Regions from separate parts of the Homo sapiens genome. Here all the other regions are linked to region 3. A link is a contact called in ENCODE Hi-C or POLR2A ChIA-PET data. All regions are on one chromosome and are shown on one strand. Each heading gives the region's core, a stretch centred on a gene start or an enhancer-like site at or near the end of the contact. The rest is flanking DNA. Distances are from core to core; before and after follow the strand shown.

Evidence for each region. A loop is a pair of places that touch in the nucleus more often than their neighbours do. ChIA-PET counts read pairs that join two places held with the same protein, here RNA polymerase II (POLR2A). Pooled maps may share reads with other maps.
Region 1: a map with no recorded cell type shows a loop between it and region 3 (6-fold over the local background). The contact joins the enhancer-like site here to the promoter of C1GALT1 in region 3. A Hi-C loop is called at or near these places in 1 of 37 single-sample maps with no recorded cell type and 6 of 50 pooled maps. POLR2A ChIA-PET finds 5 or more read pairs at or near these places in 1 of 52 experiments (activated CD4-positive, alpha-beta T cell).
Region 2: a loop to region 3 is called in a map of CD4-positive, alpha-beta T cell, with 6 times the contacts of the local background. The contact joins the enhancer-like site here to the promoter of C1GALT1 in region 3. A Hi-C loop is called at or near these places in 5 of 168 maps with a recorded cell type or tissue (CD4-positive, alpha-beta T cell, CD4-positive, alpha-beta memory T cell, CD8-positive, alpha-beta T cell and 1 more), 10 of 37 single-sample maps with no recorded cell type and 14 of 50 pooled maps. POLR2A ChIA-PET finds 5 or more read pairs at or near these places in 2 of 52 experiments (CD4-positive, alpha-beta memory T cell and activated CD4-positive, alpha-beta memory T cell).
Region 4: a pooled map shows a loop between it and region 3 (4-fold over the local background). The contact joins the enhancer-like site here to the promoter of C1GALT1 in region 3. A Hi-C loop is called at or near these places in 3 of 168 maps with a recorded cell type or tissue (B cell, ascending aorta and naive thymus-derived CD4-positive, alpha-beta T cell) and 13 of 50 pooled maps.
Region 5: a map of natural killer cell shows a loop between it and region 3 (2.8-fold over the local background). The contact joins the enhancer-like site here to the promoter of C1GALT1 in region 3. A Hi-C loop is called at or near these places in 2 of 168 maps with a recorded cell type or tissue (CD4-positive, alpha-beta T cell and natural killer cell), 1 of 37 single-sample maps with no recorded cell type and 2 of 50 pooled maps. POLR2A ChIA-PET finds 5 or more read pairs at or near these places in 2 of 52 experiments (PC-9 and activated naive CD4-positive, alpha-beta T cell).
Region 6: a loop to region 3 is called in a pooled map, with 5 times the contacts of the local background. The contact joins the enhancer-like site here to the promoter of C1GALT1 in region 3. A Hi-C loop is called at or near these places in 2 of 168 maps with a recorded cell type or tissue (CD4-positive, alpha-beta T cell and naive thymus-derived CD4-positive, alpha-beta T cell), 3 of 37 single-sample maps with no recorded cell type and 12 of 50 pooled maps. POLR2A ChIA-PET finds 5 or more read pairs at or near these places in 1 of 52 experiments (activated CD4-positive, alpha-beta memory T cell).
Region 7: a map of naive thymus-derived CD4-positive, alpha-beta T cell shows a loop between it and region 3 (7-fold over the local background). The contact joins the promoter of DAGLB here to the promoter of C1GALT1 in region 3. A Hi-C loop is called at or near these places in 1 of 168 maps with a recorded cell type or tissue (naive thymus-derived CD4-positive, alpha-beta T cell), 1 of 37 single-sample maps with no recorded cell type and 8 of 50 pooled maps. POLR2A ChIA-PET finds 5 or more read pairs at or near these places in 1 of 52 experiments (WTC11).

What each region holds. Positions count from the first base shown.
Region 1 is chr7:7,943,342-7,946,041 of GRCh38, reverse strand. No RefSeq gene overlaps it. Among named protein-coding and RNA genes, the nearest start is that of GLCCI1-DT, 24 kb to the left of the region's middle. RefSeq lists a silencer at 779-828 and an enhancer at 1,039-1,248. Within about 2 kb of position 1,326, at least 10 of the 41 ENCODE cell types and tissues checked have a DNase peak (open chromatin) inside an H3K27ac peak, as active enhancers do.
Region 2 is chr7:8,130,544-8,133,421 of GRCh38, reverse strand. All of the region lies in intron 12 of ICA1 (islet cell autoantigen 1), which reads left to right. Among named protein-coding and RNA genes, the nearest start is that of ICA1, 130 kb to the left of the region's middle. Within about 2 kb of position 1,306, at least 6 of the 41 ENCODE cell types and tissues checked have a DNase peak (open chromatin) inside an H3K27ac peak, as active enhancers do; they include CD4-positive, alpha-beta T cell and CD8-positive, alpha-beta T cell, where a contact is called at or near this core.
Region 3 is chr7:7,181,202-7,183,940 of GRCh38, reverse strand. It overlaps C1GALT1 (core 1 synthase, glycoprotein-N-acetylgalactosamine 3-beta-galactosyltransferase 1), which reads right to left and starts at 1,397. Exons shown (of 4, transcript NM_020156.5): 1 at 1,121-1,397. RefSeq lists silencers at 608-827, 1,048-1,657.
Region 4 is chr7:6,515,260-6,517,959 of GRCh38, reverse strand. The region is part of intron 7 of GRID2IP (Grid2 interacting protein); the gene reads left to right. It overlaps LOC101927325 (a long non-coding RNA gene), which reads right to left. Exons shown (of 5, transcript XR_007060200.1): 5 at 925-1,554. Among named protein-coding and RNA genes, the nearest start is that of KDELR2, 32 kb to the right of the region's middle. Within about 2 kb of position 1,424, at least 2 of the 41 ENCODE cell types and tissues checked have a DNase peak (open chromatin) inside an H3K27ac peak, as active enhancers do.
Region 5 is chr7:7,978,819-7,981,670 of GRCh38, reverse strand. All of the region lies in intron 1 of GLCCI1 (glucocorticoid induced 1), which reads right to left. It also overlaps the pseudogene LOC100421597. Among named protein-coding and RNA genes, the nearest start is that of GLCCI1, 11 kb to the right of the region's middle. Within about 2 kb of position 1,329, at least 2 of the 41 ENCODE cell types and tissues checked have a DNase peak (open chromatin) inside an H3K27ac peak, as active enhancers do; they include natural killer cell, where a contact is called at or near this core.
Region 6 is chr7:8,114,264-8,116,965 of GRCh38, reverse strand. All of the region lies in intron 13 of ICA1 (islet cell autoantigen 1), which reads left to right. Among named protein-coding and RNA genes, the nearest start is that of ICA1, 150 kb to the left of the region's middle. RefSeq lists enhancers at 2,414-2,603, 2,624-2,702. Within about 2 kb of position 1,250, at least 4 of the 41 ENCODE cell types and tissues checked have a DNase peak (open chromatin) inside an H3K27ac peak, as active enhancers do.
Region 7 is chr7:6,446,577-6,449,276 of GRCh38, reverse strand. DAGLB (diacylglycerol lipase beta) reads left to right here and starts at 1,323. Exons shown (of 15, transcript NM_139179.4): 1 at 1,323-1,529. The coding sequence starts at 1,435. RefSeq lists an enhancer at 1,066-1,115.

The sequences.
Region 1 (2,700 bases), core at 77-2,576, 760 kb before region 3:
GTGTGCAAGGGGACAGCAGGAGGAGTGATGGTAAATGAAAGTCAAAACAAAGATGATTTAGGCAGCTGAACGAGTCACAGGCCCTAATGGAGAGATCTATTATAGGCTGTACAGCCTTGGGAAGGGTGGAAACCCCATCACTTGTGCCATTTACAGTTGGAAAAGCCATTAAAAAGTAGATCAGCCTGTTGGAGAGGGAAAAAACACCGCAGGTCCTCAGAGAATCAGTGGGATGACTTAATAGGTCTTTTCCATCTCAAATTACTGTGATGTAGTTTGTACGCATGGGGACCTGAGGTTCTAGAATAATTTTTCCAGCATTTGGGCTTCTTTACTATTACTACAAGGCCTCAGTGAAGAAATGATAACGGGTCATGGAATGCAGTTTCTGCATTGTAAGTGGAAGCCCACAGTGTACTGATGCTTTAGTATGAAGGCAGGACTGACTATGGTAAGTTTCACATTGTGATGTCAGTGTAAATAAATAAAAACACAATACCAATTAAGTCCCAAAACAACATACATATATTGACTGAGACCAAAGGCAGAGGGAAAGGACCTTTGTCACAGTTAGATGGTGGCTGAATAAATGAAAATTCAAGTAGTTTATTCTCTCATCTAGAAAAATACATGTCTAAATACTTAAAAGTCTATCTTTACAAAAAAAAAATAAGAAAAAAAATGGCCTTAAAACTATCAAGAAATATTTACTGTGTAGGAACTTTAGGACCCACATTTTGAATGTGTGCTGTATTTCTGTGCACAGCTGCAGTTGTAATTAGCAACTGACACATTCCGAAACCATGGTGGCCCAGAGGAGCACATATGTGCACAGGCTGTGCCAACCTGGGGCAATAACTGCAACTGAAAGGAACGGGCACAGCTTGGTCAGATGGAAACTGGGGCAGGCAGAGAAGGGCTGGTGTTACTGTGATTACTAGAAGGAGCACAGCTGTGACCATCTCAACCCTTCTCAGCCAGAGGATGACACGGAAGCAGGGGACAAAAATGGTAAGAGGGTGACAGGAGGGAGAGGCAGCAAGAAAGAAAGCAAAAGAATCCAGAGAGGGAAACCCACAGATGCAAGCTCTTTGCAGGTGGAGTATATCACAGATCCTGATAAAAATATTGTATGTGGTTGAGCACAAGTGAAACTTGGCGTTCTAGAAGACTGAAGTTTGCAACAAAAATTCAGGGTTTGACCTACACCTGACAGATATAGGTCAACCCTCATCCTGCTGCTCTCAGCAGCTGTAGCCAATAGGAGACAGTGCTGCCCAGCATGCCGGTTTAAGCTGCTGCTAATAGAGGGAAATCAACGTAACCCCATATTTCCTGCCTCTGCAGTCCTCACTTGTCTATACATGGCCAACTCAGGCGCAGGCAGAGCTGCTGGCTTGCTGTAACTGCTGGATGACTGATAAGTGGAATCTGGTGCTAGCATATATATTCCCACCTCATCTAGCTAAAAAATCTTTTGTAAAGCCTTTTAAGGGAGGACCATTAAAATTCAATTTTCCCTCATTAACCTAAATGCTTTCTTAAATTCATATAACCAGAAGAGACGTACTAATTCTTCACACCAACAGAACTTTAGAGATGTTTAGAGAGAGGAAATTCCGTGACAGAGGCCTATTTTTGAAAGGATACAGCAAAGGTTAAGTGACTTATCCCATGTTACTTAGAGGTGATAGTTAAGGCAGAAAGCGAACTGAGGGAGTGGTCTGAGATAAGTGAGGAAATTATGAAATTAAATCTGAAGAAAGAACATCATCACCAAATCACATTGGGTTAAATATCTATTGGAAATCCCAATTCAGTAACACACATTCCTTTATCCTACATGTTCAGACTAGTGTTAAAAGTGACTTCAGATATTTCCTATGCTCATGTTTTTTAAAAAAAAGTCCAACCATTCTCCTCAATGAACATGACATTAAATCAAGCTAAGTCCAGTCACATGGTCTCAACTTTACTCACTAAAGCTAGCAGGCAAGGGCCTAGTGAGTTGAATTAGAGGTTTAATTAGAAGAACAAGCAATAAATGCTAAATGTTCTGTTGCAACTGTGTAACTTTCTGTGGGATTTTATGCCTTGTATCTTTTTTCCTGAATTCCAGACCAACGGGGCTGCACTAGAACCCCAGAAGCAGAGAATTCCATAACTCAGACTCTTTGATTCAGATATTTTTCTTTTCATCACCTTGAGAGAGCAAATAAATCCCCCAAACTACTTTTCCCACCTCTCAAGCTTCTAGAGGATATTCTTGACTGGAATTTGTCCATGTTCTTAAATAACAGGTTACTTCACGTTCTTTGTGTTTAAATAAATGTAATTAGGCCTGTTTTTAAAAACTATGGAAAATATTAAAAAGAAAATTAAAATCATCTATAAACTTACCACTTAGTGGCAGCCACATGAACATTTTTGTGTTTCCTTATTTCTACACATATGTATACTTTCCAAAATTTGTCATAAATGTTTTAAAGGTGCTTCATATATTGCCAAATTGCCCTCCAGAAAAGTTAAATCAATTTATAATCCATTTTCAGTGAATGGTGTAATTTTAAAAGCCAGCTTTAAATTTGAGTTGAAAAATGATGCCTCACAGCTGTCTTTATTTTCTTCTATCTCCCTCAATCCTAAAGTTGACCATTTCTTTCCTATGGTTATGGCCAATTACAGTGGACATCGTGTTTC
Region 2 (2,878 bases), core at 57-2,556, 950 kb before region 3:
CATGGTGGCATGTGCCTGTAGTCCCAGCTACTCAGAAGGCATTCAAGCCTGGAGTGCTATGGTTGCACCACTGCACTCCAGCCTGGATGACAGAGTGAGACTCTATAAAGAAAAAACAAGAAAAGAAAAGAAAGAAATGGAATTTATTTCTTAGAGTTATAGGGGCTAAAATGTCCAATTCTGAGGGGACACATCTGGTGAGGGCCTTTTTTGCTGAGTCCTAAGGCGGCTTAGGGCATCACATAGTGAGGGGGCCGAATGTGCTCCCTCAGGTCTCTGTTCCTCTTCTTATAGAAGCTACCAATCCCACTCCCATGATAATCCATTAATTCATTAATCCATGAATGGGTTAACCCATTTGTGAGGGCAGAGCCCTCATGACCCAATCACCTCTTAAAGGCCGCACCTCTCAAGCTGCCGCACTAGGGTTTAAATATCAGCATGAGTTTTGGAAGGGACAGATATGCAAACCATAACACAGACTAAGCAAAGATACACAGTAAGAGGGTTCCTCTATGGAGCACCAGCAGCTTCACCAATGGGCAAACCCAGAAGGGCTCCCAGACAGGAATTTGCAAATGGAGTTCCAGAAAGAACTTGGAATTGGAGGTAGAGATTGGAGAACCTTCTGAGGTGACATTGGAACCCTAAGAATAGAAAAGATCTTCTATAGAGAATGTAGGGAAGGTATGATGGTTTGGGATGAAACCTTAAGGGCAGCCAGAATAGGAGGAGGCAGTGGAGAAGGTACTGTCAGGGAGATGGGAGGTCATCCGAGAGAGCCGCCTCATGGGGACTCCCAGGAGATAGCAGCATTTCCAGGCTGGGCAGTGGTACAAATGATGCTGTACAGGTAAAGGCCTGGGAAAAGAGCCTCAGAACTGGCAATGAGGATCTCACTGCTGACCTTCAAGAGAGCTATTTCAGTATAGGGTGGGGGCAGGAACTTAATTACAGGCAGCTGAGAAAAGAGTAGAGCCAAAGTAGAGTATGTGGTTGTGGAAGGAAGAAGAAACCAGAACAGTAACTTGAAAGTGTGAGGGGAGGGTGGAGAGCAACATCAAGTGAAGGCTGATTATTGTTGAGATAGGCACACATCTCCTGCGGCTAGGGGAAGGAAGCATTGGAAAATGAAAGACTAAAGGTGCTGGATCTGAATAATGGTGGGAACAGAGCAGGCTTCAGGAAGGAGGGGAGGGCATAGAGAGGGCTTATCTTAGAAAGGAGAGGCAATGCCTGCAAGGTCACGGAGTTGGAGACAGGTGAGGATGTGAGTACGTCATGTCTGTTGGCTCTTATTTTTGCAGCAGTGTCTGTAGTTAGGTTATCTGGTAAGCAAGTAAACACAGAGACTTGGGAGCCTGCAAGAGAGTGAAGGGAACTTGGTGTAGCATCTGTGGGTTTGGCACCTGAGAGATCCTCAACCCTTGTTCATCCTTTAACACAAAAGCAGGATTGGGGCACCATAACCCAGAAGCAGTCCACATCTGCATGGGTGGAAGCCCTGACTCCAGTTGGGAGTTTCTTACTAGAGTTTCTCCCAAAGAGCTTATCACATCTCTGCATGTGTCTCCATTATCTCTCAGTTGAGTTGAATTTTTTTCAAAGAAAATGATAGCATGATTCTCAAGAGCCAACTGACTATAGAGCTATTTCTCAAGTCTCAACTTGTCTGGTTACAGACCTGAACCCGTCCTTTTCTACTTGTAGTTAGATTTTTCTTACGTGTTATGTGTAATAATTTTAAGCATCTTAATTATCAGTGCAATAATTGGGAGGTTTTTGTGTTTTATGGTTCAAGTCAGTGCCAGTTTCATTGCTTTTAGCTAAGTAGTAAGTTCTCTTAAAAGAGAAAATGTGCACTGTGTGGCCTGTTAGCTGTTGAATAATCAAGAAGCCAAATAAAAGGCTAAATTCATTGGTAGACCTCAGTGTAGGCAAAATCTGTATTTAGAACTGGCTGTAGGCAATATCCTCACCAAGGGTCCTTTTCTCTTTTCTGTCACTAAAAAGTTTGAGTTGAATAGGATATGTATTAGTAAAAAGTTTTCTGATTGCAAGTGATAGAAAAACCCTATTTGAAATAGTTTAGGTTTAAATTTTTAAAAGCAAAAAAGAATGTATTGATCCATGTAATGGGGACACTCAGTTGTGGATTGGCTTCAAGCAAGGCTGGATCCAGGCGCTTAGACAATGTTGTCAGGATTCTCTCTCCACTTCTTGAGGCTGTTTCCCTCTATGTGTTGACTTCATTATCACTGGGAGCCTGAAATTTGCATCTTTAGAGCTTGGAATCCCAAAGAAAGAGAGGCCCTCTTCCATTAAGTTTCTATATACCAAATTCCGGGAGGTGTCCGGCATGTGTCCACCCCTGAGCCAATCACCATGCCTGGGGGATGGAGGACTCTGGCCAGCCTCATCAGTCATTCACTGGGGTGGAGGGTAAGGAGTCATTTCCAGAGGCATCTCACCAGGATCACATGGAGAAGGCATTTTCCCAAAGGGAAAACTGAAGAAGCAGAGGGAAGGGATGCTGAGTTAGCAAAAACCACCAAAGTCCATTATAAACACCATAGCACAAAACCTAAACAATAAAAACAAAGATGGAGCTATTACAGTCTGTGGTTATTTTTAGAAGGCTTACAGTTTATTATTTGTTCTTGCTAATGTTAATGATGATCTTCCCTGGACAGACATCTGTACTAAAGTAGTGAAGCCTCCCTGAGGGTTTGACTTAGTGGAGGGCTGTATAAAGCGACTGTAGAAGGAACATACGTCATTTCCAAGGTGCATTTGAAATTATCTGCTCCTCCAGGGTCTACACATTGACTTGACTTGGTTTCAATAGAATAGGTTTGGTTCAGTAATTATCTGGTTT
Region 3 (2,739 bases), core at 148-2,647:
AGTAAGTTAACATATTTCTCTCCCTTACACATCGGCCAATTATTCATTGATTCATTATGGTTCTAAATTTATAACTTTTAAATTCATAATGAAATCAATCCATGGTTAGCACAATAGTTTTCTATCTTAAAAAAGCGTTAAAAGGAAATACAGTAGTATGTACAATGGATATAGAGAACTAGGTTAGAAATCTTGAGAATTTTTCCAGGATGTGTGGGTTTTTTGTTGCTGATACTGTTGTTTGCTTTAAATGCGGGGTGGTGGGGGGTGGGGAGACGGTAAGGACCAGGAAAGAATAAATCCACAGCGCTAAATTATGGTCATCTTTTAAGAGTGTACGACTTACCCAAATTCAAAGCAAATGGACAACTTGTCAACACCTACTAATTCCATCACAATTTGTTGGGGAAAAATGGGGTGCAGAAGCAAAAAAAAAAAATTTAATGCCTTTCTTCCTCCTCCATGCCCCGAATGCCCCAACACACACGTATCTGCTTCACTCTGCGGCAGGGAAACTTAAAGAAATAAATCAGCTACAGACAAACCTGATGATCCAAGCTAGACCCAAGCAAGCTCCAGGCACCTCTGGAAGGAGCCCGCTCGCTGGGCGCTCAGGCGGCGCGGCAGCCGAGTGGCTCCCCGGCGAAGGTGCCCAACACCTGGGCGCCCAGTCCGGCGGGACCCACAGGTCTGCGGCGGGGCGGGGAGGGCCCGGGAGGAGGGACTGGGAGGGCCCGGCGGGGCAGGACCGCTAAGTGGTCCGGTCCGGGCGCACTGCGCGCCCCGCCGCGCCGCCAGGCAGCGCGCGAGCAGAAGAGGGGCGCGAGCGGGCACAAGGGAAGGACCCACGACGAAGAGGAGGGTACATGTCCACAAAATTGAGGCCGGGTACGCAGCCGAACGCTGTGGCAGATCGCTAAGGCTCCGGGAGCGGGAAGTCCTCGCGCCTTCCTCAGGAGCCCGGACGACCCCAGCCCGGCTTTGACCCCGAGACACCTGTTCCGCCGCGCCCGGGGTTTGGTTCCATCCTCCACGCTTCCCCACCAACCCGGAGAGGGGGGAGGGCGAGGGGAGACGAGACCTTGGACCCGTAGCCTGAGGGCGCCTCCGCCGGCCATACCTGACATCAGCTGCGGCTCCCTCTCGCCCCTCCTGGGGGGCGGAGAGGGGGACGACTTGGGACTGGTGACCTTTGCTTCTCTGGGCAGCCGCAGAAGTGGCTCGTGGCCGCTAGCCGAGGCCGCCCGCTGCCGCCCAGATTATTCCCCGGCAGCGGCAGCACAGCGGCGGCGGCCAAGGCGGGCCCAGCGCGCGCTCCCGCCCGCTCGCTCCGCCCCTCCCCGCAGCGCGTCCAGGCCGTGGCCCGCCTATGGCGCAGCCGCCACCCGAAGTCTCCTGGCGCTGACGTCTCCGCCGCCGCACCAGCCCCAGGGAAGGGCGGAGCGGGAGGGGCGGTGGGCGGGGATACGGCGACGTGAGGAAGCGGGGATTGGCTGCCGGGTGCACGCTCCGCCCTAATGCGAAGGGGTCTGGGAAGTCGGATCTTGCACGAGCAGTAGATTTTGTTGTATCCCCCTTGCGGCTTGTGTCTGCTACTCTCCGCATTTCTGATCCTGCTGTAAGGTTATGCACTAGCTTCAAGACCTTGAGCGGGACGAAAGCAGGGTAACAATAGGGAGCGAGAAAGGGGATGCTTGAAGGACCTTTGTCTGAGGTACAGGCTCTAACCCTGCAGGACTCTTGTGGCCTGTAGCCTGCTCTTAACCCGTTCATTTGTTTTTCTGTTCTCTCCCCGTGCTCTCTTTACTCAGTATCTCTCTGGGCTTAATAAAAGGAAGTAATAAGATGAAGTATGCATACGGGTGCTGGGTCATCATGTGAGAACCAGGAAGAGCTGAGAACCGAGATAATGATACCAGAAAGCTTTCTATAGGCACATTTCGTCTTTGGTTCTGTCAGCACTTCGGTTCTGTGGGGCAATGGCCGGAAGAGCTTCTTAGGGGCGTAACAAAACCTATCTCCCCTTTCGCTGGGCTCTGAATAAGGAAGTTGTCTTTGGAATAGGGGGAGGAGGCTGCCACCTGTTGAGGCAACCCCACAATAGTCATGAGGTGAGGGTAAGGTTTAGTCTTTACTGGCGTTAACCATTATCTACAAGACCACGTTCCAGAATAGGAAAGCTACCCTGCTTCCTTTAAATGCCCTATCCAAGCGGTTCTTTAGTACTCTACAGCATGGTTGTTAAAGAGTATGGGCTCTGAAATCAGACTGCCCGGGCTGGCATCTTGGTCCCTCCACCTATTGGCAAGTTACTTAGAATGCCTGAGACAAATAATAATATACATTAGTTATTGTTATTTTTCCTTTAATTTGCTTAGGTTCAGCTGTAGTGTAGTTTCTCAGGACATTGCATCAATATATCCAAAAGAATTGTGAAACATAAAGCACATGTAGTGATTCTAATACAGATGTCTCATTTTTCAGATGACAAAACTAAGGCCAGAAAGATAAACTGATAGGTCCATGTTAGAAGAGAAGTGCAGCTATCCTGATGTCCAGGTTATTGCTCTTTCCTTGGCTCATGGGTCCAGACTTCTCTGCCTTACATGATTACGTCCATTCTCTACTCCTCCCCAACTTGTATACAGTTGTTGCTCAGCCTCCTCCCCCTCCACCTTTCCGCAATATCCTTCCACCTTTCCGCAATATCCTTCCACCTTTCCGCAACATCCTTCCACC
Region 4 (2,700 bases), core at 175-2,674, 670 kb after region 3:
GCTCCCAGCCCCTTGTATATTTTATTTTATTTATTTATTTATTTATTTATTTATTTTGAAGCAGAGTTTTGCTCTGTCGCCCAGGCTGGAGTTCAGTGGCATGATCTTGGCTCACTTCAACCTCTGCCTTCCCGGTTCAAGTGTGTCTCCTGCCTCAGCCTCCTGAGTAGCTGGGATTACAGGCGCCCACCACCATGCCTGGCTAATTTTTGTACTTTTAGTAGAGATGGGGTTTCACCATGTTGGCCAGGCTGGTCTCGAACTCCTGACTCAGGTGATCCCCCTGCCTCAGCCTGCCAAAGTGCTGGGATGACTTGTGAGCCACGACGGCTGGACACCTTTGTATATTTTAGATGCTGATTTCTCCTTGATTTTGAACATTGTAAATTTCTCTCCCATTTGTTACTTCTGTTATTAGGTCTGTTGTGTCTAATATGAATGTGTCTAAGTTGGGCTTCCTTGAATAGATAACCTTGATTTTGCATAATCAAACTCACCACATTTTTGGTCTTATAGTTTTGTGTAGGGTCCAGCCCTACAGGGCCTGTGGGTTTTTCTCTTCGTGTGCGGAGATGAGAGATCGTAGAAATAAAGACACAAGACGGCTGGGCGCGGTGGCTCATGCCTGTAATCCCAGCACCTTGGGAGGCTGAGATGGGCAGATCACGAGGTCAGGAGATCGAGACCATCCTGGCTAACATGGTGAAACCCCGTCTCTACTAAAAATACAAAAAAAAAATAGCCGGGCGTGGTGGCAGGCGCCTGTAGTCCCAGCTACTCGGGAGGCTGAGGCAGGAGAATGGTGTGAACCTGGGAGGCGGAGCTTGCAGTGAGACGAGATTGTGCCACTGCACTCCAGCCTGGGTGACAGAGCCAGACTGTCTCAAAAAAAAAAAAAAGAAAGAAAGACACAAGACAAAGAGATAGAAGAAAAGACAGCTGGGCCCGGGGGACCACTACCACCAAGACGCGGAGACCAGTAGTGGCCCCGAATGCCTGGCCGTGCTGTTATTTATTGTGTACAAGGCAAAGGGGCAGGGTATGGAGTGAGAGTCATCTCCAATGATAGGTAAGGTCATGTGAGTCACGTGTCCGCCAGACAGGGGGCCCTTCCCTATTTGGTAGCTGAGGCGGAGAGAAAGAGGGGACAGCTTACGTAATTATTTCTTCTATGCATTTTAAAGACTTTAGTACTTTCACTAATTCTGCTGCTGCTATCTAGAAGGTGGAGCCGAGTGCACAGGGCAGAACATGAATGCGGACCAGGAGCGTGACCACTGAAGCACAGCATCACAGGGACAGCGTTAGGCCTCTGGGTGGCTGCGGGCGGGCAAGCAGTGGTGGAGCAGAGTCTTCTTTAACTCCACCAGGAAAGGGAGACTCCCTTTCCCGGTCTGCTAAGCAACGGGTGCCTTCCCAGGCACTGGCGTTACCAGTAGACCAGGGAGCCCTCTAGTGGCCCTGTCCAGGCATAACGGAGGGCTCACACTCTTGTCTTTTGGTCACTTCTCACCGTGTCCCTTCAGCTCCTATCTCTGTATGGCCTGGTTTCTCCTAGGTTATAATTGTAGGACAAAGATTATTATAATATTGGAATAAACAGTAATGCTACAAACTAATTATTAATAATATTCATATACATATCTATAATCTATTTCTAGTATAACTATTCTTATTCTATGTATTTTCTTTATTATATTGGAACAGCTTGTGCCCTCGGTCTCTTGCCTTGGCATCTGGGTGGCTTGCCGCCCACAGTTTTGGCTTTTGAAATTTTAAGCTCTTCCCTGCTTCTAGGTCAAAAGATATTCTCCTACTTTATTTTTATTTATTTATTTATTTATTTTTTATTATTATTATTTTGAGACGGGGTCTTGCTCTGTCACCCAGGCTGGAGTGCAATGGCGCGATCTCAGCTCACTGCAACCTCCACCTCCCGGGTTCAAGCGATTCTGCTGCCTCAGCCTCCCGAGTAGCTGGGATTACAGGCACACACCACCACGCCTGGCTGATTTTTGTATTTTTAGTAGAGAGGGGGTTTCACCACGTTGGCCAGACTGGTCTCGAACTCCTGAGCTCGTGATCCACCCACCTCAGCCTCCCAAAGTGCTAGGATTACAGGCGTGAGCCACCACCCCCAGCCTATTTTTATTTTTGTTTATTTATTTATTTTTTTGAGACAGAGTCTCGCTCTGTGGCCCAGGATGGAGTGTAGTGGCGCAATCTTGGCTCGGTGCAACCTCCGCCTCCCCGAGCTCAGGCGAGGCGATTCTCCTGCCTCAGCCTCCTGAGTAGCTGGGATTACAGGTGCACACCAACATGCCTACCACATTTTTGTATTTTTTTGTAGAAACAGGGTTTACCATGTTGGCTAAGCTGATCTTGAGCTCCCGACCTCAGATGATTCGCCTGCCTCAGCCTCCCAAAGTGCTGGGATTATAGGCATGAGCCACCATGCCTGGCCTGCTCTATATGTTTTTTGGTTTTTTGGGTTTTTTTGAGACAGAGTCTTGCTCTGTCACCCAGGCTGGAGTGCAGTGGCGCAATCTCAGCTCACTACAACCTCCGCCTCCCAGTCTAAGCGATTCTCCTACTTCAGCCTCCTGAGTAGCTGGGACTGAGGGTACATGCCACCACGCCCAGCTAATTTTTGTATTTTTAGTAGAGAGGGGGTTTCACTATGTTGGCCAGACTGGTCTT
Region 5 (2,852 bases), core at 80-2,579, 800 kb before region 3:
GTATATTGTCCATTTTGAAGAAGGCTTTCTCATAATCTTCTTCCTTTTCAAATTCAATAAAAGCATACATCTGTAATCCCAGCACTTTGGGAGGCCAGGGCAAGTGAATCACCTGAGGTCAGGAATTCGAGACCAGCCTGGCCAATATGGCAAAACCCTGTCTTTACTAAAAATACAAAAATTAGCCAGGTGTGGTGGCACACGCCTGTAGTCCCAGCTACTTGGGAGGCTAAGGGAGGAGAATCACTTGAACCCAGGAGGCAGAGGCTGCAGTGAGCCGAGATCGTGCCACTGCACTCCAGCTTAAGCAACAGAGTGAGACTCCATCTCAACAAAAAAAGAAAGAAAGAAAGAGAGACAGAAAGAAAGAGAGAAAGAGGGAGAGAGAAAGAAAGAAAGAAAGAAAAAAAGAGAAAGAAAGAAAGAAAGAAATAACAGAGGATTTCTCCTGTCTTCCAGTCCCAGATAACTTCACAACTTCTTATTGGCCCAAATCTAGAGAGTATTATATCCAGATCCTCATCTGTGGTCACTGGATTCAATTTGCATACACAGATTTTTCCGGAGGTTTAATATCTGCATCAGGTAGGTCTCCCACCATCTCTAAAAGTAAAGCCTGAGTTTTAGCTTCTTTTTCTGCCTTTATTTCTTCTACTTCTTCGGCTGACCTTCGTTTGAAATGATCAATTTCTTCATTTGTGTCAACTCTACCACTCTTTAATTGTTCCCTTGTAGGTTCTGGTGATTGATCAGGGATTAATAAATCAGGAATGTCATCAAAATGGACCATCTAAAATCACTATATAATTTATCCTGATATCCTGATATGGTACAAAGTCCTTGTCAACAAAGGTCTCATTTATTTTCTTAATTATGTCAATGCCTTCTGTCACCTCACCAAATACTGTATGGTACCATCAAGGTAATCTAGATTTTCTCCTGTAGTGATAAGAAACTGAGATCCATGTTGATCACTGTCATTATTCACCATGGACATTGTGCCCTTCTTCTTGTGCTTAATTCTTGGGACGTTTTCTGTCTCAAAAAAGCTTGCTTGATCACCATACAATCCTAGGCCAAAAATAGACTCTCCTCCATGACCAGTCCCTGTAGGATCAACAGTTTGTATGATAAAATACCTTTGTATACTGTGAATAAGGCAATAACTGTAATATTTTATTTTGTAATATCTCAAGAAATTAAAGCAGGCGAGTACCTTCTAGATGCTTGGCACTGCCATCACAAATGCCATTAAACTGTGGTACCTGCTCTCAAAAAGTTCACAGTTGCAAGGCTGCTGCTCAGTGTGCAAATTGACAACCACATTGCCCACAGTAGTCTCCAGTAGAACCGCCATGGCACCCACTTCTCCTCAGCTATAAGCCCTGGTGAGGTCACTAATATTCTTTAAGGCAAAAACTAAAAGTCAATAGAAACTGAAAATAGGTAAAGTCTGATTATAAGAAAGAAAAATAGGGCCAGGTCCAGTGGCTCACACCTATAATCCCAGCATTTTGGGAGGCCAAGGCAGGTGGATCACTTGAGGCCAGGAGTTCGAAACCCCATCTCTACTAAAAATACAAAAAATTAGCCAGGTGTGCTGGCACACTCCCATGGTCCCAGCTATTTGGGAGGCTGAGGCAGGAGGCAGAGGTTACAGTGAGCCAAGATTGTGCCACTGTGCTTCAGCCTGGGTGACACAGCGAGACACTGCCAGAAAGAAAGACAGAAAGACAGAAAGATAAAGAAAAAATAAAAGAAGAGAAAGAAAAATGGGTCACTGCATTCAACCAAAGTTTCAGGTAAATGGTGACATAACACATGAAAAGTTTGTCACTTCCCATTCTAGCTCAGCAATAGCAGATATTTAGACAAAGCCAATTCCTCCTTATCTCAACAGCCTCACAAGGCATCACTGCCCAAGATTACTACACAGTATTATTACTACATATTACTACATTACTACACAAGAAGCCACATTCAACAATACAGTTCAGACTTCTGCACTAATGTATATGTATGCATAGAAAGAAAGGGCCAGTGACATCATCCTAGGCTAAACTATAGTATAATATTATAATAGGTAAAGGCAGCAAGATACGTTAGATGTAAGTATGTTATAGAAACCATAGGATGAACCAATTAATATTTCAAGCTTCATCTAATGAAAGAAAAATACACATAAACAGAGTGGCAACTTCAAAACAGAACACCAGAAAAAGCTCAAGCTAACTTAGAAATAAACAATTCATATATAAAATCTAAAACTCAGTGACAATAGCATATTTCTGAACAAGGATAACTCATTTAAAATCTGCTAAGAATTTGACCCACTATTTGTTACCTAAAAAGATAAAAAGTGAGCAAATGCAATTCCCTGAATGCGTTTTTTTTACAAACTAAGAGGTCACTCTGGCATGTAAAGTATTAATAGACCTTTGAAATACACTTTTTAAGCTCTATGATCGAAATATTGCAGAATACTGTAGCTTTTTTCAAAAATCTAATCTCTGAGCACAGTCTAAATCCTCACTTTTGCAATACTAATGAAACTGCATTTAGCAATGTTTGCCAACACCAGTTTAGTTAAGTCCTAGACACTTAAATGATCTGACATAAAGCAGGAAGAGGACTGTTGATTGATTCTTTTAAGGTCAATGTGTCAGAGTAACTCCAAGAATACTTTAGAAGAAATAAAATGACACTTACAAAACTTCGAAAGATATTATAAATACATTTTGTTTATAATTAGCTAATATAAACCAATCTATATTTTACTATGATATTTTTGTACCTTCATAGAAAGATCACTTCACAAGTTTGTATGAGGAATAGTAAAGTTTCCATATGGC
Region 6 (2,702 bases), core at 1-2,500, 930 kb before region 3:
GATTACAGTTCAAGGTGAGATTTGGGTGGGGACACAAAGCCTAACCATATCACAAGCCAAATACCATTGTAATGGGGGGCATAAAGTTAACGAGGGATTTCTTTCCCCCTCATATATTTGGACTGGACTGTTATTTACTTATCTGTATTAATTAAATCTCCCAATTTAAATTAGCTGTGTAGAAAATAAAAGGACTGGATCATATTGGAAGTCGAGAAGATGTGCAGTTACTAGTCCTATTGCTTCATTTAATGGTGTTCTCTTTTTTAAGCTTTTCCCCATTTGTGACAGAAAAACAAGGCACCTGCTTTCCTTAGAGCACCACTGATAATCTTTGGTATGATCATGAAACGATTGTGCTTGAGAAGAAAAATGGGCATAAATAAAGCTAAAAAGCAAAGATGCCTTATCCATAGCAATAGTTTATTTGCTTTTCAGAATCTAACCTTTTCCTTCATTTTTCATATTTTTGGATTGGGTTCGATGATGCATATCTCCTATCTCCTCAAATGTATTCCAGTATGAGGAACATGGGAGAAATGTCTTATTTTTATTCGGAGGCAACCACGGATGTGGCCATCAACTGGTGGGTCCATGTGACTTCTTCACTAGATCTGATATGCTCTGGTTTTGAATATTAGACTGGTCAGAGAGCAATGTCAATCCCCCTCCTACTCCATGGCCAGTACCAAAGACAAGCAGTCCAAATGACAACAGCCCTGCAGTGAAAGGTAATAACAGCATTTTGTCTCTCTGAAATGACAGCTGCCTTCCTTTCCAGTGGCCTAACCTGTTTTCTGTACTACTTTGCTAATTTCCATTTGAACATCTAGGGCTCAAGACAGGGCTATGAGATGGAGAATTTCGCATAATCCCAGAAATTACATTCTGACTTCTTTTTCTGGCTTAATGTCCTCATTCATAATTCCCTTTATCAAATTGTACCTAATGTGGATGAGTCAAATATCTACATGTGGTTGGGTGGTCCCCAAGTTTGGTTGGAAATACCAAGGTATGAAAGGCCTCTGAGGTTTGCTATTTTTAGCCAGAAATACCATTGCCACCACCAAATAGGGCATTTAATTTGTGCACCTCAGAAAGGGCCAGGTTTCATAGTTGTCAAAAGAGGTCATTTCAAGTTCATGAGATCTGTTCTCTTTTGGGACAGGTCCCCCAAGGGAGCCTCTGCTCGACTGAAGATATCATCTGTGTTTGCAGCTCTAGCTCTGTTTCTTTGGTATCACTGACTTTCTCTTGTTGGCCACAGGAAGTTGAAGGAAGTGTGTACTCCATTATCATCAAAAAATGTTCCCATGATGCTCTTTTAAGTGTTATGCAAATAAGTTGCACCTGCTTTGTCTCCAACAGTGGCTGCCTGGGGAATGTGAGGATTGTCCCAAAGCACAATCACTGGCTCCTCACGGCAAGGCCATGAGAACGCTCAGAAGACCTCCTAAGACCCTTGAGGAGGTTAGAAGGAAGGGGAAACAAGCATGTAGCATCTTTTCACTAGAGTCGTCTTTAAGATATTTTGATATCCTCTAGCAAGAATAGAGATAGGCTAATCCAGCGAAATCAGTATTGCCTTTTTTTAGGCAATACCCTGCCCACTCCCCCTCCAACTAAGCTACAGTGAGCTCTCTTGTCTCTGATACTCATATCAAGATAAACCAGATGATTCCAGGGCTAATTGCACATGGAATTCAATGTTACATAGTAATAACTTGCATATTACCCACTAGTCTTGATATAGTTTTCTCACCATCATAGATACACTGATTTTTACATGTAGATACATTAATATCTACAAAAGACTTTTTTTACAAAAAGAGGGAGGGGAATCCGAAGTATAAAGTGATCGGTACACTATCTTAGCATTTCAGTGCCATTTTGATGAAAGGATCAAAGGCCCTGTTTATACTGATATAATCCCATTGCCTCTATCCCCTCACTAACCACTTTTAGCAACTTGTCCTACCAACACTTCCTGAGACTCTTTTCAGCCAGATGGCAAGCACATTCCTAGCTGCTCTCAGCTAGAAGGATCACCCATCAGAGACGTTTTCTTCATGTTTCTGACACTCCCACCTGTTGGAGAAGAAAAAAACACAGGTCATCCAAGCCAATGAACTTAGATTCTCATGTGGAATGATTTATGTATTTTAAACAAAGCCTTCATCTTATTTAGAAATCACTTGCATGAGGCACTCTTTTGAAAATGTTCTCCTCATCTGGAAAATAATTTGGCTGTATAATCGTGGTATTCAGGAAGTTAGGGCAGGTGTTTAGGTGGAAGAGCAGAAGGGAGTATTCCAATGAGGCTGAAGAGTGAGGGGAATTGACCCCCTGGGAGAAGGGAAGGCATGTCAGGGCCCTCCTTTTAACAGGAAAGGATTGAAGAAGGCAGTGACCCTGAGAGAAGAGGAGAAGCCAGGCCTGGGCGCCAAACACTTTTGGGCCTGTTGCTTTGAAGGGTAGAAAGAGTGGCCATAATATTTCTCCTGACCCAGCAGATTTGAAAAGATTCCTCCAGCAGACAGTGGAAAGCCCCTTGCTTCCTCAGCCATTCAGTCTGATTTCTGAAATAACTATGCTATTTCCTGGTTGTGGTGAAGTGGCAGGGCCCGAGGGTTTGATCAGCTTTTCATGGGCTATGGCCATTAGTGGGGTTGGGGTGCAGGTGGGAGTTTGTTAACACAAGA
Region 7 (2,700 bases), core at 74-2,573, 730 kb after region 3:
CCACCCCGCCAGCTGCAGGGTGGTTTCAGACCCTGAACTCGAGGGGTTCCTAACACGGGCTCCTTACAGCAAGGGGCACAGATGGAAGCAATGTTGTCCCATGCTTGCAAGTCTCACAGAACGGGATATGAGTCCCACACCTGCCATTGACAGCCTGGGTCTCTAGGCTAGCTAATTCCTCCAGGCCTGAAGCGTCCCTCCTTATAAAATGAAAATTTCGGTCAGGTGTAGTGGCTCACGCCTGTAATACCAGCACTTTGGGAGGCTGCGGCGGGAGGATGGTTTGAGGCCAGGAGTTCAAGACCGGCCTGGGCAACAGAGTGAGACTCCGGTCTCTACAAAAAATAGGAAAATTTATGGAGAAACCCCATCTCTACTAAAAATACAAAATTAGCTGGGCATGGTGACACATGCCTGTAATCCCAGCTACTCAGGAGGCTGAGGCAGGAGAATCGCTTGAACCCAGGAGATGGAGGTTGTGGTGAACCAAGATCGCGCCATTGCACTCCAGCCTGGGGCAACAAGAGCAAAACTATGTCTCTAAATAAATAAATAAATAAATAAATAAATAAATAAAAATAAATTAGCCGGGAGTGTGGCACGTGCCTTTGGTCTCAGCTACTCAGGAGGTTGAGGTGGGAGAGTCGCTGGAATCCAGGAATTCAAGGCGGCATTCAGGAGTTCAAGGCTGCAGTGAGTCATGATTGCGCCACTGCACTCCACCCTGAACGACAGAGCCATACGCTGCCTTAAACAAACAGACAAACAGGGCCGGGCGCAGTGGTTCACGCCTGTAATCCTAGCACTTTGAGAGGCCCAGGCGGGCGGATCACTTGAGGTCAGGGGTTCGAGACCAGCCTGGCCAACATGGTGAAACTTCGTCTCTACTAAAAATACAAAAATTAGCCGTGGTGGCGCGCTCCTGTAATCACAGCTACACCGGAGCCTGAGACAGGTGAATCGCTTGAGCCCGGGAGGCGGAGGATGCAGTGAGCCGAGATCACACCCACTGCACTCCAGCCTGGGAACAGAGCGAGACTCCGTCACCAAAAAAAAAAAAAAAAAAAAAAAAAAAAAAAAAAAAAAAAGGAAAAGGAAATATCACCAGAACGGATATCACTGCACTCTTCACGAAAAAGAAAAAGAAAATACCAGAACGGATTTCACCGACCGGCAGACCTGCAATCGACTCAGCCAGCGCCTTCCGGATCAGCGTTTCTGCGCAGGCGCAGACAGCTCCGGCGGAAGAGGCGGTGTAGGGCTCAGTGCGCTTGCGCCGATCTCGGCCTCAGCGTGAGCATGCGCAGGTCCCCGCCCTCGCTGCGTTTGCGCTTGAGCGCCGATAATTTGGTGGCGGCGTCCGGAGGGTGCTGGTTTGTTCTCGGTGAACGGCGCGCGGGGTCTCTCCTGAGTGCGAGCTACGGGACCTTCGCCATGCCGGGGATGGTACTCTTCGGCCGGCGCTGGGCCATCGCCAGCGACGACTTGGTCTTCCCAGGGTTCTTCGAGCTGGTCGTGCGAGTGCTGTGGTAAGGACGGCGGCTACGGGGGCGGTGGAGCCCACCGGAGAGGGAGCGGGGGGCGAGCTGTCCCTTGAGACGGTGACAGAAGTGGCTTCCCAAGCACTGTCGCGGTCCCAGCGCTGGCCACGCATCCTCTTATCGAGTTCTCACCACTGCCCGAAGAGGTGGGCAGTGGTGCTGTGTCCATTTGACGGATGACAAACCGAAGCCCCCAGAGTGTGTGGGCTGACCCCGGGGGACAAACAGGGGGTTTCGAAGTCCGCGCAGCAGGACGCGAGCACCCCTTTGTGTGCAGCGCCGAGACCTGGCCCTGGGGTGCCACGAGGGTGTTACCGCCGGCAAAAGCCTTGGCCTCGAGTTCTCCTTTCTTGAGGCGGGAGCAGCCACTTGTGCCCTTCCTTCCCTTTGTACGGGGCACTTGAATCTGCAACACGAAGGATAGGAAAAAATACCGAGCCGGTTGTGGCTGCATTTCGTGAGAAGCAGACAGGCTCAACATACAACGCTGTTGTCTTTCAAAGTGTGGAATCAGTGGGAAGTGGCATTGGTACCTGAAGTCTGTTCCCAGAGGATCTGTGCAGGGAATGAATCATTGTTATGCAAAAGTAGATTCTTGGCTGGGCGCCATGGCTCACGCCTGTTATCTCAGCACATTGAGAGGCTGAGACGGGAGGATTGCTTGAGGGCAGGAGTTTGAGACCAACCTGGGCAACATAGTGAGACCCCTTTTCTTTTTATTTTTTTGAGACAGGGTCTCACTCTGCTACCCAGGCGGGAGTGCAGTGGTGCGATCACCACTCACTGCAGCCTCAACCTCCTGGGCTCAAGCGATCTTCCCACTTCACTCTTCCAAGTAGCTGGGACCACAGACTCGTGCCACCACGCCCAGCTAACTTTTTCTATTTTTTGTAGAGATGGAGTCTCACCGTGTTGCCCAGGCTAGTGTCCAACTCTTGTGCTCAAGTGATCCTCCTGCCTTGGCCTCCCAAAGTGCTAGGATTACAGACGTGAGCCGCCGTGCCGGGCCTAGATCTTTTATTGTTGGCAATTATATTCCAGGCCAGGTGCAGTGATTCATGCCTGTAATCCCAGCACTTTGGGAGGCCAAGGCAGGAAGATCACTTGAAGCCAGGAGTTCAAGACCAGTCTGGGCAACATAGCAAGACCCTGTCTCTAC